Linked DNA regions of Homo sapiens: region 2 is linked to region 1. The links are chromatin loops, found by intact Hi-C in ENCODE. Cell type or tissue: heart right ventricle. All regions are shown on one strand.

What was found. Hi-C counts contacts between places; a loop is a spot of excess contacts. Peaks named below come from ENCODE experiments on the same cell type or tissue, not always from the same donor. Only the 100,000 strongest peaks of a DNase experiment are listed, where the experiment ranks them.
Region 2: it touches region 1 in a loop (2.2-fold over the local background); 3 of 110 quality-filtered maps call a loop at or near these places.

The regions. Positions count from the first base shown.
Region 1 is chr2:160,320,755-160,328,754 of GRCh38, reverse strand. The region is part of intron 2 of RBMS1 (RNA binding motif single stranded interacting protein 1); the gene reads left to right. Among named protein-coding and RNA genes, the nearest start is that of LINC02478, 53 kb to the right of the region's middle. In heart right ventricle, CTCF peaks have their summits at 4,175 and 4,384 (motif pointing left); a DNase peak (open chromatin) is centred at 4,414; H3K27ac peaks cover 5,894 bases.
Region 2 is chr2:160,661,700-160,669,699 of GRCh38, reverse strand. No RefSeq gene overlaps it. Among named protein-coding and RNA genes, the nearest start is that of RBMS1, 170 kb to the right of the region's middle. In heart right ventricle, no CTCF peak of the experiment used is centred here; no DNase peak of the experiment used is centred here; H3K4me3 peaks cover 443 bases; H3K27ac peaks cover 1,889 bases.

The DNA.
Region 1 (8,000 bases):
AACAGTTTAGAAACGAAAGCTTTTCTGGGTTTTTTGCACACGTTCCGCCCCACCCCAGCCCCTTATAGTTTTGTTTCCGTGGTGTTGGGGGCGGGGGGAGGGTGCTAATTTTTAATTCCATTTTAAGTTCCTAAATTGCCTTGCTTCCCTCCTGTGATTTTTTGAGCTAAATTGGCATAAACTATAAGGTCATATTCATTTTCTAAGGCAAAATGTATTTCCCTTCTCCTCACTGCTGCCAATTCCCCACACCAAACACTTTTTGGGGGAAAATCATATTACATGTTTATATTTTATTCACTCAAACCAATGTATGTTGAGAGGTTACAATATGAAAAAAAAAAAAACTGTGCTGAAAAGTTACAAAAAAGTTGTGTCTCTCTTTTCTCAATATTTTGCCACATTGGATCACATTGATATTAGGGTAAGAAGGTAGTCTAGGTAAATGCTCTCAAGTCTCAAGTAATTAGAAGTGCCCTTAATTGAAGGGTATGGGAGAAAAGAATAACACTTATTAGTCATTGAATATTCATTATATGTCAGGCACCATAGTGGTCATTTATAACAGTGCTGTGAGGGAGACATTATCATACAACTTTACAGATGAGGATCCTGAGGCCAGGCAACTAACTACACCAGAGTCACAGGGCTGCCCATTGGCCATATCAGCACTTGATATGGTCTCTCTGGTGGCAACTCTCTCTTCTTTCCATTATAACATTGTCTTCCTTATGTTTCAGTAAAGTTAAGTAGTATATAAACACAAGGGTGACACTGTCAAAGCAAAGAAAATACATTACAGGTTTTGGTGGGAGAGGAAGAAAATTTAAGAAATAATTATTGTCAGTTCATAAATTCAATTCAGAAATAGAAGGCCACTTTCTATGATCAAATTGCCTTTGCTTTAAAAGTTGGACATTCATCAGTGTTTGAGACATTTAGGGATTCATTTTTATGATAGATAATATACATTTTACTTGCAAAATTCTGGGTTTCATTTTCGGCACATATTATTTTCCTCTGACATGTTAGTACTCGGGAGCACTAATTTGGGTCTGGCCATCTGTGACTACATCCTTAAGTGCTGTAGTACAGTGACTTCTGGTAAAAATATTGTCATAAGATAATGTAAATGACCTTTTGTGTGCAATGTGCTCTTAAAAGACCATAAAATAATGTAAAGCTACGTTACCTTGATTGCAGATCATAATAGACTTGATACTAAACTATAATAGCAAGTCTGTGTAATAAATCAAATGCTTTATAATATGCTCTTTTATTTAGAAGAGAGGTTATACATTTTTCATAGTCTATGGCAAAAAAATGCATCTTAGCGATTTTTAATGAGATAGTTTTAGTGTTTTATATGAATTTTTTAGTCCAAGTTATACATACAGTAAACAGCATCAATTGTTACCTTCATATACTATTTATAATGGATTCACCCAGGCATGTTGGTAAGACATTAACAGGAATGATTCTCAATTTAGTGAGAAAAGGTTATTAGTCTCAAAATCTGGGTAGAGATGACCAGTTTCATTTGTACTCTCAAAGGATGTGTTGATCTGAAAATTTCAAAGTTATGAAAAATCAGGTATGTAGATGTCTGTATCTTCTCTTGAAAAAATGTGATAACTGTCCCAATGCTTCTGTAATTCAGTCTTCATCAGCTCACATGCTGTAAGGCAGCTAGGCTAGCTGAGAGTTAGACCACATGAGGATTGTCTGAACTTCTGCTAAATCACCTCAAATCTGCAGGCTTTGCATCTGTGGCTGGAGCTGAAATTGTTTTCCTTTCCAGGACAGTTCAGAAAAGTGAACTTTGTGATTCTTTTTCCCCATCTTCTAAATTCACAGAGACAAGCCACTGGCTTTCCATTGCACAGATACCATGGATTATTTTTCTCAGATGTCAAGTTAAGCATTTAAGACTTCTTCAAAGAAATCCTTTGTCTTTAATCTCTCCTGCCCTGTAGAGCCTTTCCATTCACCCCCTCCGTCTCGTCATCCCTCATTGTAATTTCTTGAACTTAAGTGTTATTGCCAAAGTACAAAAAGCAAGAAAATAAATAAAATGTGGCATCTCTCTCTGCTAATCCTGGACAAAAATTTTCGTTAATCTTACTAAAATAATTGCTCTTGTGATTTCATTCTACAGTTCCAAATCCTCCAGTCTCATTCTGTTCTCTCTGTCCTTTTCTTAGAATGCAGAGTCCTCCAAGACTTTTGGAGACTTAAGTTTCCATAACTCACTACATAGGTTTGCATTAGATTCTTTATTGTCCTACAGAGCCCACCTAGATTTTTGTTTTCTCCAGTTTTTCTTACTCAACTTGACCTTCCCTCTATGTTTATGCCTCCTTTATTTAGCATACATCATACAGGGTCTCATATTTTTAGTTATTTTTTAGTATTAAAAGTTTTTTACATACCCCAAAGGACTGTCCTCCTTAATGGTAGGTGTGGCATCTGCTGTATTTTTCACAGGCCTTGAAAGGGCATACTGTAAACATGCTATAAATATTTTTGAGTTGATTTCTTGGTTTGATCTCTCCTTTCTTGACTGTACTTATCTTTCCCGTAATCCCTTCACCTTCAGCGCCTGGTTTTCAGTTGTTTCTGACCTTTAGGTCTGCAGTAGCTTTTCTTGCCAAGCATTCTCCTTTAAACCCTGGCTTCAATTCCAGCTACATACACCAGGAATCTTTTATTCATAAAGGTACACTCAGCCATATAACACAAGTGGAAGGGGCAGCTATCTAATGTAAGAGTTAGGCCAGAACAACCAAATGAAATGGGGAATATCTTTCTATACCCTTAATTTTTGTGTCTTGGAAGTAGAAACATTGAAAATCATCAGGGCAAAAGAGGTAAATGTCATATAAAATTTACTTGATTTTGATTGCCTAATAAATTTTTACATCTTCTATCTCATCTCCAAATACCACTTTACATGCCAAGTAAATAAAGGAAATATAACCAGCTGAATTATTCCAGGTAGTGAGAATTCAGAATAACATGGGTAATGACCCTTTCTACTATTTTTAGGCCTCATTCTCCAAAAAACTTTATTTGCTAAACAGACGTAATGTATACTTTGTGTTCCTTCCCCTATCCAACCACTGTTGAAAGAGCTAAAGCAAGTTTTAGGAAATCCCCTTTGTCTGGGAGGCCATTGAAAAAACAAAGCAGCCAAAAAAGTGAGTTAGAAAACTGCATTCATCTGTGTGTACATGTGTGAGGACGTGTATTGTATTTTTTCTTTTTTCCCAGCAACTCCAAAATAACAAGAGGGGGTTTCCTCAAATAGATTTGTAGTCCTCAAATTCATTTCCCTCAAATAGATACCTTAGTTATTCCTTTTAAGCTTTAAAGCCAGTCCTGCCGACCCCCTCACTGAGGTATATGCTCTACTGGGCATGTTATTCCAAGATAGACCAATGTCATGTATCCAGAAGGTCTTTAGTCAGGTAACTTCTTCCTGAATGTCATCAGCATCTGTCTTAAGGACCTTAGCAATTACGGAGTCCACCCCTCATCTCCTTACTCTTTTGGAGCTGTGTGCAGAGTCAAACTGGGAATTACTTTCAATCTGTGGCACAGTCTGTGGTTGGTGACCCAAGTTTCCATAGCTGTCAACATGCTTGGCCTTTAAACTCCAAAGCAAACATTCTACCTCCCATCTTTGCTACTTAGTTGTGTAACCTTGAATACGTCCCTTACTGACTCTGCTCCTGAGTTTCACATCTACAAAGTAGGAGTAATACTCCACCTCCCCAAAAGATTAAGAAGATTAAAATAATTGGCGCATATATATGTGTGTGTGTGTGTGTGTGTGTGTGTGTGTATATATATATATATATATATATATACACACACACACACACATCTCGCTTAGAATAGTGCCTGGCATAGAGTAGGAGCTGTATACCTGTAAGTAATTACTTTTATTATTCCCCTGAATTAACTCACGAGGTCATAAGTTTTCTGATGTTGATGTTTTATTTTTCTCTTCTTTTTCTCATTTCAATCCCCTGTCCCTCCTACTTGCTAATTATGGTCATATACATAGGCACAGCGTCTTTTACGGGATGTGTGAATCCCTGTTTGTCCTTCAGGAGCAGCTATTATGAAAACTATCATTCTATATGCATGAGCAACATTCTGCCCTTTCTCAAAGTTAAAGTATCTTTTTTGTTTATACATATCACTTTTTTTTTTACTGTTGTTTTAAACACACCCATTGTGTTTTCAGGTTTAATAATATTCATAAAATATTCTAAAACTAGCACAAGCACTGCAAATGACCCCATGTGCCTTAAATGAATTTACAACTGAAATGACCAATATTAAAATAACTTAACAACCATTGTCGCCATCTGTTGGTGGTGGTTGGAGTGGACGCCACTCTCCAGAGCTTTGGCTTATAACCTGGACTCTTCAAAAGCTGCACGTTCCCTAGCACACAGGAAAATTGTGTGTGTGTGTGTGTGCACGCGCACGCATGCTTGCACGCACACACATACGTTTATACATTTGTACGTGCCAGTGGATAAAGTCTATAATGATATGCACCAATAATCATATCCAGGACTTCAGGTGATTTTAATTTTTCAACCTACTTTTCTTTGTCTTCTAAGTGTACAATAAGCTTGTGTTTCTTTTGTAATATAAATTACCAAAAAGGTAGAATTTAGGAGTAACTAAGTGATAGAGGCAGAGGAGAAAATTAAGCTTTATATACTAAGTGCAAACTGAGATATACCTACATTTTATATTGTAGCAGATGAAAGAGGAGATCTAAATGGAAAGAAAGAAATGAGTAAAACTGTGGTGTAAACTAAAGAAGTTTTAGTAAATTCTAAGTAAAAGGTTTTATTAGCCAAGCTCACTTGGGCCAAGAGGTTTGAACATGAGCTTTTACCTGTTATCCTCTCCCTTTGAAATTCATATTATTATATAGTCATGTCTCTTAATTACTCTTCATCTTTTTACTGTCAGAGCTTGCTCTGGAGTGGATTATCTACTCTAGCAAAGAATATTATAATCTGGGTAGCTGGGGCTGTGGTCTAACCCAGTTACTTTGAAGCCAGATGAAATCCAAAGAATCTTCATAGTCACAGTTTTTTTTTTTTTTTTTTTCTTTCATGAAATTCTACATCATGCTGTTTGGTCGTGCACTTTCTTAGTGTCCTTAGAGTGTGAATTCCGCCAGTCAGGAGACCTGTTTCTCCTAGTACATCATATGTCCCTATTCCGTAACAGTGATTTTTTTTTTAAACAGGGGGTCTCACTCTGTCACCCAGGCTGGAGTGCAGTGACGCAGTCCTGGCTCATTGCAACCTCTGCCTCCCAGGCCCAAGTGATCCTCCCACCTCAGCTTCCTAAGTAGCTGGGACTACAGGCGTGCACCACCACGTCCAGCTAATTTTTGTATTGTTTGTCGAGAGGGTGTTTTGCCACATTGCCCAGGCTGGTCTCGATCTTCTAAGCTCAAGCAGTCTGCACACCTCAGCCTCCCAAAGTGCTGGGATTACAGGCGTGAGCCACCGTGCCTGGCTGATGATTTAAAAAAAAAAAAAAAATTAAGCTACAGATAGGAGCAAGGGGAGGTGAAGATCTGGTTGCTTTATGAATTTGTACCCAGATGTCTGTTACTCTTACAGGCATTGGTGATTGACAACAGAATTAGATTAAATGTTAACTGTCTATAACAGCTCCCCCTCACCCCTCACTTTAAATCTTACTGCAAGTAAAATGAGTAGAGAGAGATGATGACTACTGTGAACCCTCCCACTCCTTATCCCAGTCCCTGAGGTGCCATTTGATATATGGCTCCTCCTCATATTCTAGATCTGGACCTTTCCTGGCTCTTTTGTCATGACATCAAAAACTACTGGTTCTATACTGCATTGCCACAATAAGATATCCAAGTTGCCCACTGAGGAGCTAACTTAGCTAGGGCCTGACGGATTTCAAGGGTTGCATCTTCTAGTTCTGGGGTCTGTATTTTAATGGGAGCCTCTTGTGCTGGAAGTGGTATAATTGAGTGGACAGCCCAAAAGAAGAATATTTTAGGAAAGGGAAGCCCTTCAGCACCTTAGGTAAATCCAAATAAGCAGCTTCCTGTGCCACTTGTTTGCAGAAGGCCAGTATGCAGCTGCCCCACAGACAGAGTGGAATCCGTTTCTGATGTTCTGTGAAATCACAGTCTTTCAGTCTTACTCCACAACTTGCAAGGAAAACCACAATAGAAAGTAAAACTGATAAATGTCAGAAATCACTCTTTTTCTACTCACCATCCTCTGTCTTGTTATCCCTCTTTCAACCATAAGCCACGTGTTTATTTCTTATGTTTAAAACAAATGAGTAAAAAATGTCCTGTGCTTGGAAAATGAATATTTGAGTACCGTACAGACCTTCCATTACCCTTCTTCTTCCATACTCAGAGGGCATTGTTTCTCAAAATCATTTCATTGATAAGTTGCCATGAAAATTTACTCATTTGTGAGCTCTGGGATTTCAGGCAAGGTGTAATGCTCAAAACTTGTATGAGCTTTTTGTTTTCTCATATGCACAAATGGGAATAATAACACCTACCTCATAAGATTGTTGTGAAGTTAATTAAATAAAAGCATACATGCAAAGTACCTGGCACAGTGTCTAGGACATAAGTAGGAAGTCAACAAATGTAATGCCCTTTCTAGTTTCTTAGAAAATAGCCAACTAAATAGTTGAAGAGATTAGTGATAGTTTCATGGAAAAGATAATGTTTGAACAAGTTCTTCAAGTTCAAGCATGGGTAGAATAGGTAATGGAGAGATGTTTAAAGGGGTATTTAAGGTAAATTAATGCAACAGACAGGGTTGAAAAGCTGGATGCAGGGAGAACTATTATGTGTTTTTTGCATGTGTCTAGGAACAGTGAAGGGAGAAAGTAAAGATTGGAAACATATCAAAGACAAAATTTGGAAGAGTTATTGATCACCTGGGTTCAGGAATTACTGAGTTAGTGGTGGCACGAGGACCCCGAGCTTGGTAGGAGATTGGGAGAGTGAGTGCTAGTGAATGAAAAGAGATATGGAGAGAGACAGGGAAAGCCATGTTTGAGATAATATTGAAGATGAGATTTAGAAAGTCGTGGGCTTGATATTTCACTACTTAAATATTTCACTGGATATTTAAGAATCCTAATAAAATATTAAGGTATTTAAGTAGAAAGAGGAAGAGAGAAAAACCAAAGCTTTGGTGAGTTTTAAAAAAAACACATACACACACAAGGAAGAACTGAGCAGCATCAGAGGAGATTCATTAATTAAAAACATGGCACTGAATGAATTTCCTAAGAGAAGAAACAGTTGAAGACCAAATATTAAACTTGATGAAAGTACTTAGTTAAGGAGGGAGAAGAGGAAGCTGAATGGGCAAAGAACCCCTGAAAGAGGGCTGTGAAAGATGGAATGAGATGGGGGAGTACCTGCCACAGAGAAGGGAGGTGCACTGGCAGAGCGGACTCATGCCAGATGTAGCAAACAAGCTGAGAGAGGGTGTGGCATGGCTTGCATTCAGCACTACTGAGCCTTTTCTCTTTGCCTACTTCCTCATTCCCCTTTCTCCATGCATTTTCCTGTCTTTCCCATCATTAAATGTTGAAAGCAGAACTAGAAGTGTCGAAGGCCAACCCTTTACCTTCCTTCTCCTAAATGAGCCTTTCTTCTGTTTGGTTTACAAAATGCCCTGAACTCTGAGAGCTTGAGCAGTCTCTTAATCACTGTGACTCTCAATCTCCTTACCCCAAATTGGAGTCATACCTACCGTCCCCCCGCTTTTGGAAAAGTATGAAACAGGGATACAGTCTAAAAGTGCTTTTGTCAAGGACTTGTACACACGAGAGAGTCCTGGTGCCTTTGTCCATTTTTCGTGTTCCTGTAAAGGAATACTTATGCTAGGTAGTTTGTTAAAAGAAAAGGTTTATTTGGTTCGTAGTTCTGCCGGTTGTAC
Region 2 (8,000 bases), 340 kb before region 1:
ATAGCAATCCCACTTCTGGGTATATACCCAAAAGAATTGAAAGCAGAGTCTCTAACAGATATCCATGTTCATAGCAGCATTATTCACAATAGCCAAAAGTTGAAAGCAACCCAAGTGTCCATCAACAGATGAATGGATAAGCAAAATGTAGAACATACACACAATGGAATATTATTCAGTCTTAAAAAGGAAGGAAATGCTGTCACATGCTACAACACAGGTAAACCCTGAGGACATTATGCTAAATGAAATAAACTGGTCACAAAAAGACAAATACTATATGATTTCATTTATATCAAGTATCTAGAGTACTCAACTCATCATGATAGAAAGTAGAATAATGGTTGCCAGGAGCTGAGGGCAGGGGGAATAAGGAGTAGTTGTTTAATGGATATAGAGTTTCACAGTTTTACGAGATAAAAAGACTTCTGTAGATTGGTGGCACAGCACTTTGTGTACAAACACTACTAAACTGTATGCTTAAAATAGTAAATTTCATGTTGTGTATATTTTACCACAACTAAATGTTTTTTTAATTAATCAAGATGTTTTTGATCTCAATGATTCCAGAGTTCACCCTACTCTTAGTCATTCTCTCATCATATAGGCATAGCTAATATTTATTATCCAATAAAATCACCAGATTTCCTTCTAGATTTGCAGAAGCAAAATGGCTCATGAAATTTAACAATGTTTAGGCCAATAAACAGTTTGGGAATCAGACACTTATCTCATTGGTTCGTTAATAATGCATTCTATAACCAATATATGGTGGCATGTAACATCTTTTTTAAGGCTGATGATCAAGGTCTTGGTCAGTGTTTATTTCTATCAAAGTTCAAATCTTGTGATCTATTATAATTCATTCACATTTTATATTTCAAGTTTGAAATACATACAAACTATCTGATTCTCATACAGTTATATTTCTAGATGTGATTTCATTGATGTTTATGGTAGAGGATTACAATTTACAAAACTATAAAACCTGCTTTATTTGCCCTGTGTGGCAAATAGTTCAGCTTTCTCATTTTACATTGCTGAACGAGTTGAAAATATTTTGCAATTACTTCGGTTATTAATTTCAAAAAAAAATTCTATCAGTATTTCTATGAGGGATTTGTAATTGTAATTTCAGAAGCCACACGCCCAACGGATGGACTGTTTTTTTTTAAAGATACCCAAAAGCAGGGTTGAAGTTTGAAAACAAAGAGAAAAATCATAGTTAAAAAAATAGTATATAGTTTTTTATTAAAATGAAAAAAAATCATGTAAGAAACTATAACGAGGTCAGGCGCGGTGGCTCATGCTTGTAATCCCAGCACTTTGGGAGGCAGGCGGATCATGAGGTCAATAGATCGAGACCATCATGGCCAACATGGTGAAACCCCATCTCTACTAAAAATACAAAAATTAGCTAGACATGGTGGTGCATGCCTGTAGACCCAGTTACTCAGGAGGCTGAGGCAGGAAAATCATTTAAACCAGGGAGGTGGAGGTTGCAGTAAGCCAAGATCACACCAATGCACTCCAGCCTGGCAATAGAGTGAGACTCCATCTCAAAAAAAAAAAAAAAAAAAAAAGAAGAAGAAGAAATTATAATGAGAACTAATTTTAGAATTTAAATTGTTCCTTAATGCTTTTTGTTTATTTATGTTGAAAAGGAAGGCTACTCATATCAGAGATACCTTCATGATGACAGTGCTTAGTAAGTGATTTGTAGTTACTTTTGCTTTCTGTCTTAATACTTGGGTATCACACACAGAAAAATTAAGAAGAAAAATAAAAAAAGGAATTTCCACTCAACATTTCCCAATTTGAGATTATTTTTCTATTAGGAATAATTTCAGAATTTTGTCAAGCAATTTTCAAATAATAATACTTTTTGTGGTTTATAATACCATAATCCACGTGGTTCAGTCTCAGAGCAGTATTATGGCTAAAAGTATACAGTCCTTGCAAACAAATTTAATTTCAAAATAAATGAAGCCCTTTTCTTGTATGTACTGAACACTATGATGAAGACACATGAGTTTCAGCAATTCTTAAAATCCTCTTTTTTCTCCCCTCCACCCAACACTATCATATATAATGTCTGTTCCTGGACCTTTCTCAAATCTCCAAAAAATCTCCTCTACCTTCAACCTACATGACTTTTTCTATTATTTTTCCACTTACTTTTCTTCTTCTAGCCCCTCATTATACAAATTGACATTATATATAAATGGGAAATAAAATGTATATTGACACTAAATCATTCTCCCTCATCCTCCTACTATTCCAATGAATCTCTCTGCCTGTTATTCTATTCTTTCTCTTCAAAGTCAGGAGAAATGGAAAGACACTTTTTGAAAGAGAAAAAACAATGACTGAACAAACCTGAAATTCTCTTTTGCAGACAGGTGGTAAGTATGAGAGAGAAACTAAAAATCTTCATACACCCATAATTTTTAGTTCGTTGCATTCTAATGGCTACAAAATTTACTGCCCTTTCAATGAAAGTATAAAGCTGTTCACAGAGAGTATCTAAACTTAAAATCCTGAAACCATCATTCCATTCAGACCATAATTTTTAAATAACATCAGCAGCAAGAGCTTAATAAATTGAAGGTTCTCCTCACTTCCTTTTAAGTACCTCAGAGAATTTAAAACCTAGAAGAGAGAGTTAGTTCAACTGTTTTTGCTCTACACATTTTTGCTTTGGAGAGTTGTAGTGGTTTGGGTTAAAATTTTGACCCTAAGCACTGTGATATTCCCTCCCACGATGTGAGTCCCAAGAAACATCTGGAGTCTTCTGCAATGGGTCTCTGAATTTTCATTTCCCTACGTGGTACATATACAGGTTGCACATTATGATTTAATCAGCTGTCTAGAAAAATAGGCTCTTAGAATTCTAACACACTGGAACCAGTTGTGGTGTTTTTAAAGTAACAGCAGGACCACACTTACATCCTAAGACAGCACTCAGTCAAGAGTTCTTTATATCTCTTTTACAGTTCCTCTCTTCATACAAAGTAAACTTTTCTTCCTTTGGTCAAAAGGACATAGGACGAGCTATCTAAATGAAAGCACAGTTCTCTTGTGTCTGATGAATCACTAAGTGACTTGGTTCAACATTAGGTCACTGTGGAACACAGACTGTAACAGAAACACATAAAAGCTCTGACAGGGGAGGGGAGAGATGCTATTCTGGAATATCGTTGCCAGAGTAACATAAACCTTGTGTGTTTTCACAAGGAAATGAGTCACTTGTTTCTGTTGGCTAAAACTCTGTTTTCTTTAATTTCATATTTTAGCTGTCTAATATATGCTGAAAGAGCCCAGGGTTTCCAGTCTTCAGACGGAGATAACTTGCTAATTAAAAGCTCAACAGAGGGTTTTGCATGGTAATTAAACAGAACTGGATAAAAGAAACACTCAAGCAAACAGGAGCACATAGCAAATGCAAGGGTGAGAGCACTCAAACCACAATCAGTCCTCTAAGAGGGCCTGGGGAGGGGGAGCAATACCCATTGAGATAATTCAGAAGACAACAACAACTACAAATAACATTCACTGGACCCAATTTGCTAAGAAAAAAGTATAATATACTCAGACAAACTCAGGATATTTTGCCTGGAATTATTGAGTTATTTTCACGTTTTCCTTTTTTTTTTAAGATTTACCATTAGAAAGACTTACAGCAGGGGCTACACACACAGAAGCCGTCTGAGCTTGGCTGGTGACAAACTAGTGATGCAGGCTGACTATGGGACAACAGGGAGTGATGGGGACTATGGCATTCAGTCAAAAAGTTTAAAATGCTGTGCTTTGCATAATGTATTTAATATTTTACCTGTGAGCCAGATTCATCCTATAGGGTACTAGATCGGGACCTCTGTTCTTGAGTGGCAAGAAACACATGCTTCTTCATTTTTATTTGAAGACTGGCTTTCTTTTAAATATATCCACTGATAAAAATGTCAATATTCATTCAAACTTTTAAAATTATTATTGATATAGATGTCTATATTAAGAATCCTGATACTTAATATATACATACATACATATATATGTGTATATGTGTGTGTGTGTGTGTGTGTGTGTGTGTGTGTAGTTCTCCTCCAGTTTCTTTGCTTTTACGTCCCAAAACATATGGCCATTTGGTACTACTCTGCCTATATTTTTTCTCCCTGTTCTTCTTGATACCTCTTTAAGCAAATAGTCATTACCATCTACCTCTAATGGGTTACAGCCTCTTCTCCCACACCCCAGAAACCTATTCTCAACTGCCCACTTTACCGGAACTGTTGACCTCTTAATCGCCCGCCCTAGTGGACTTTCCAGCCCTGATTCCCTTAGGCCTCCCTAACTCTGTTAGTCCTTACTGGGGACACTCCTTGTTTGTAATACTCTTCTTCATCAGTTTCCCCCTTAACCAAACTATGTTAATTCTCTTTATCCTTCAGTCCTCTGTTGACTTCCATATTTAAATTATCCAAGTCTGACCTCTCTCCCTAATTACCTTCTGAATATTTTTACTGATATCCAATATTCCACTCCAACATAATATTTTAAAAATCACACTCCCCATTTTCCTCCTCTAAACCAGCATCTCTTCCTGACTTCTTTATCTCTGTCAATGGTACAATCATTCTCTCCACAAGACAGTCTCAAACCAAGAAGCTGTCTTTGATTCTTCCCTTTCCTTTCTTTCTCCTACACACAGGATTAGTCGCCAAGCTTGTTGGCTCTTGTAAAGTAATCTATTCTATATCCAAGCCTTCTTTTCTGATCTCATAGCCACACCCTTGACCAGAACCTTGGTTATTATCACTTAATGCCTAATGTATTCCAACACTTCCCTAATCAGTCTCTGCCTGCAATCTCTCAGTGCTGCAACCCATCCTGCTCACTGCAGCCAGATATGCTGTATTTTAAACTCCGCTGTCATGGCTGACCCCTGCTCAAAGCTTCCAGTGACATCCTGTGCCTGTAAGTGCAGACATGGCAGTGTAGTGTTCAGGTTCTCCAGGAGGGTACCTCCTCTTACATTCTTATTTTCCTCATCTCCCACCTGAAGTCCTTCTCTTTCTGCACTGTTTCACTCCTTGTCCTTGAGCCTTCCCACCACCCAAATGATGCCCCCCCCTTCTAGAAAAAATGACCCTTCCCATTTTACCCCTACCCACTTTCGTGGCTCACCTCACTGACCACCTCCTCCCAGAAGCCTTTCCTGATCATATAGGCACTTTCTGCCATATTTCAGCTTGTGTTTATCAAAGACTTCATGAGTTTGGGTCTTGTGCTCTTCAAGAATTCTTAGCCCTCTAAACAGAAGAAGTCTTGTTCATGTATACTGTAGTCACAATGATATAGTTGCAATAGCTTTTCTATAATTATTTCTTGAATAAAGATGGTAATTATCTTAATACTGGCATCTATAGCTACTAAGTTGTACAGAGTGGAATATACATCTTAATGAGTGTGTTTTCAAGATTTTCATAACTTTTTACAGACATTTGTTCATCTTTCATGCATGTCTGAAAGATTTAAGAACATTAATTAAATGTCTAATCAATTTGTATCATAATTAACTTCTATCCAAATCCTTATTTAGCATCCATGTTCTTTCTTTTCTCCTTAGAAACATTTTCTTCTTCTCAGAGATATTTCTTCCTGCAATTGTATTTGTATCATATATACTTTATCAATTCTCATTTTTTAAAACCTGTTATTCAGTTTTTAGAATTTTAACTCATAATGTAGAATGTATATAGTCTCCCATTTTTCAATTGACTAGGATAGTCTCCAATAATAGAATTGCTGGGTCTAAGAGTATATGATTTTGTAATTTTGACAGATACTATCAAATAGCTATTTATAATAGAATGAACTATTTTCCTCCCACAAAGATGATGTCTAAGAGTGCCCATTTCTCCAAAGTGGGACTAACACAGTGCATTATTCAAACTTTTGGGGTTTTGTCAGTTTAATAGGTGAAAAATCGATTAAGGGTAGTTTTTAACAATTACCTTTGTTGCAGTATAATTTATATAATAAAATTTGTTTTAAGTATATAATGTTTTGAGTTTCGACAAACATATATGACGGTATTAATGTAATCACAACCACAAACATTATATAGAACATGTATAGAACATCACACCCAAAATCCTTCATGCCCCTTTACAGCAAATTCCCTAACCCCATCCCAAGCCTCTGACAACCATTAATTTGCTTTTAGCCACCATGGTTTTGCCTTTTATAGTACTTCATGAGGAATTATACAGTAGGCACTCTTTTCTGTATGGCTCCTCCTATTAATAAAATGTTTTTGAGCATCATCTGTGCTGATGTGTGTACCAATCTTTCATTCTTCTCTGTTGTAGCATAGTACTGCATTGTAGGGATAAATTAAAATTTGTTTATCCACTTACCAGTTAATAGACATATTGGTTATTTTCAGTTTGGGCCTATTATGAATAAAACCATCATGAATAATTGAGTATAAGCATTCCACATGGACAGTTCTATGCAAACCTGCCCCCTAAAGCCTAAGGATGCTGAGAGGCCAAATAAAGAGGCTAACAAATCCAGTTTCTTAAAAATAAATATTTAATAGGGACTTATAAGCAGAAACGATGTCTCAGGTGGCTGTGAGACAGTGGATACCCACACCTGCCCTTTGGAAAATATCTTTTCTATAGCAAGCTTTTAGGGCAAAACATGTGCAGCTGGTCACATCTCAGATTTTCTTGCCAAAACTCATGACTACTGGAGAGGTTGCCTAAGCATCTTTATGAGGGCTTATTTATCCTACAGGTATTGTTGTAAGACCTTGCTGCCAAACACCTTGGTATGCAGAAGTCATCATTGCTTCAAGATGGTGTCACTCTTGCCATACGACAGGTTGTTTTTCTATAATAAGTATTTGTGTGAAAATATGTTTTCAAAAACAAATTTTTTAATTTAAAAAAAAAAAAGAAAAAAGCAGTCCAGGTGCAGTGGCTTACACCTGTAATCCTAACACTTTGGGAGGCCGAGATGGGCCGACAGTTTAAATCCAAGAGTTCAAGACCAGCCTGGGCAACATGGCTAAACCCTGTCTCCACAAAAAATACAAAAATTAGCTGGTCATTACAGCACCCACCTGTAATCCCAGCTACTTGGGAGGCTGAGGTGGGGGATCGCTTGAGCCCAGGAGGTCAAGGCTGCCATGTGCCATGATAGTGCCACTGCACTCTAGGCTGGGAAACAGAGCAAGACCTTGTCTCAAAAAAAAAAAAAAATTAAAAAAAGAAAATACGTTTTATTTCTCTTGGATGAATCACTATAAATGGTATTGCTGAGTTGTATGATGTGTATTTTTAACATTATGAGAAACTTCCAAATTGTTTTCCAAAATTGCTGTGACATTTTCTTTTATTTCCATCAGCAATATATGAGAGTTGCGTTTGCATCATACCTTTGCCAATACAAAGTATTGTCGGTTTTCAACTGTAGTCACTTTAGTGGGTATGTAATGGTAATTGAGGTTTTAATTTGCTTTTTCTTCAGACTAATGATGTTGAGCATCCTTTCATGTGCTTACTTGCCATTTATATATCTTCTTTGGTGAAGTGTCTATTCAAATATTTATTAGTTTTTTTAATTATTGAGTTTAAGTGTTCTTATATCTTCCAGTTAAGGTCTATTTTAGAACTATATTTTACAAATATTTTCTTTCAGACTATGGCTTACCTTCCATTTTCATAAAAGAGTCTTTTGAAAAGCAAAAGATTCTAATTTTGTATTTTAATGAAATCTAGCATAACAACTTATTAGTTTATAGTTTGTGTTTTTGGTTTTCTATCTAGCAAATCTTTGCTAACCAAGGTCACAAAGATTTCTTCACATACTTTCTTCTAAAAGTTTAATAGTTTCACTTTTATAATTCTATAATCCATTTTGAGTTAATTTTTAAGCATGATGTGAGGTAAGGACTTATGGATGCCTATTTGTTGACAAGACCATACTTA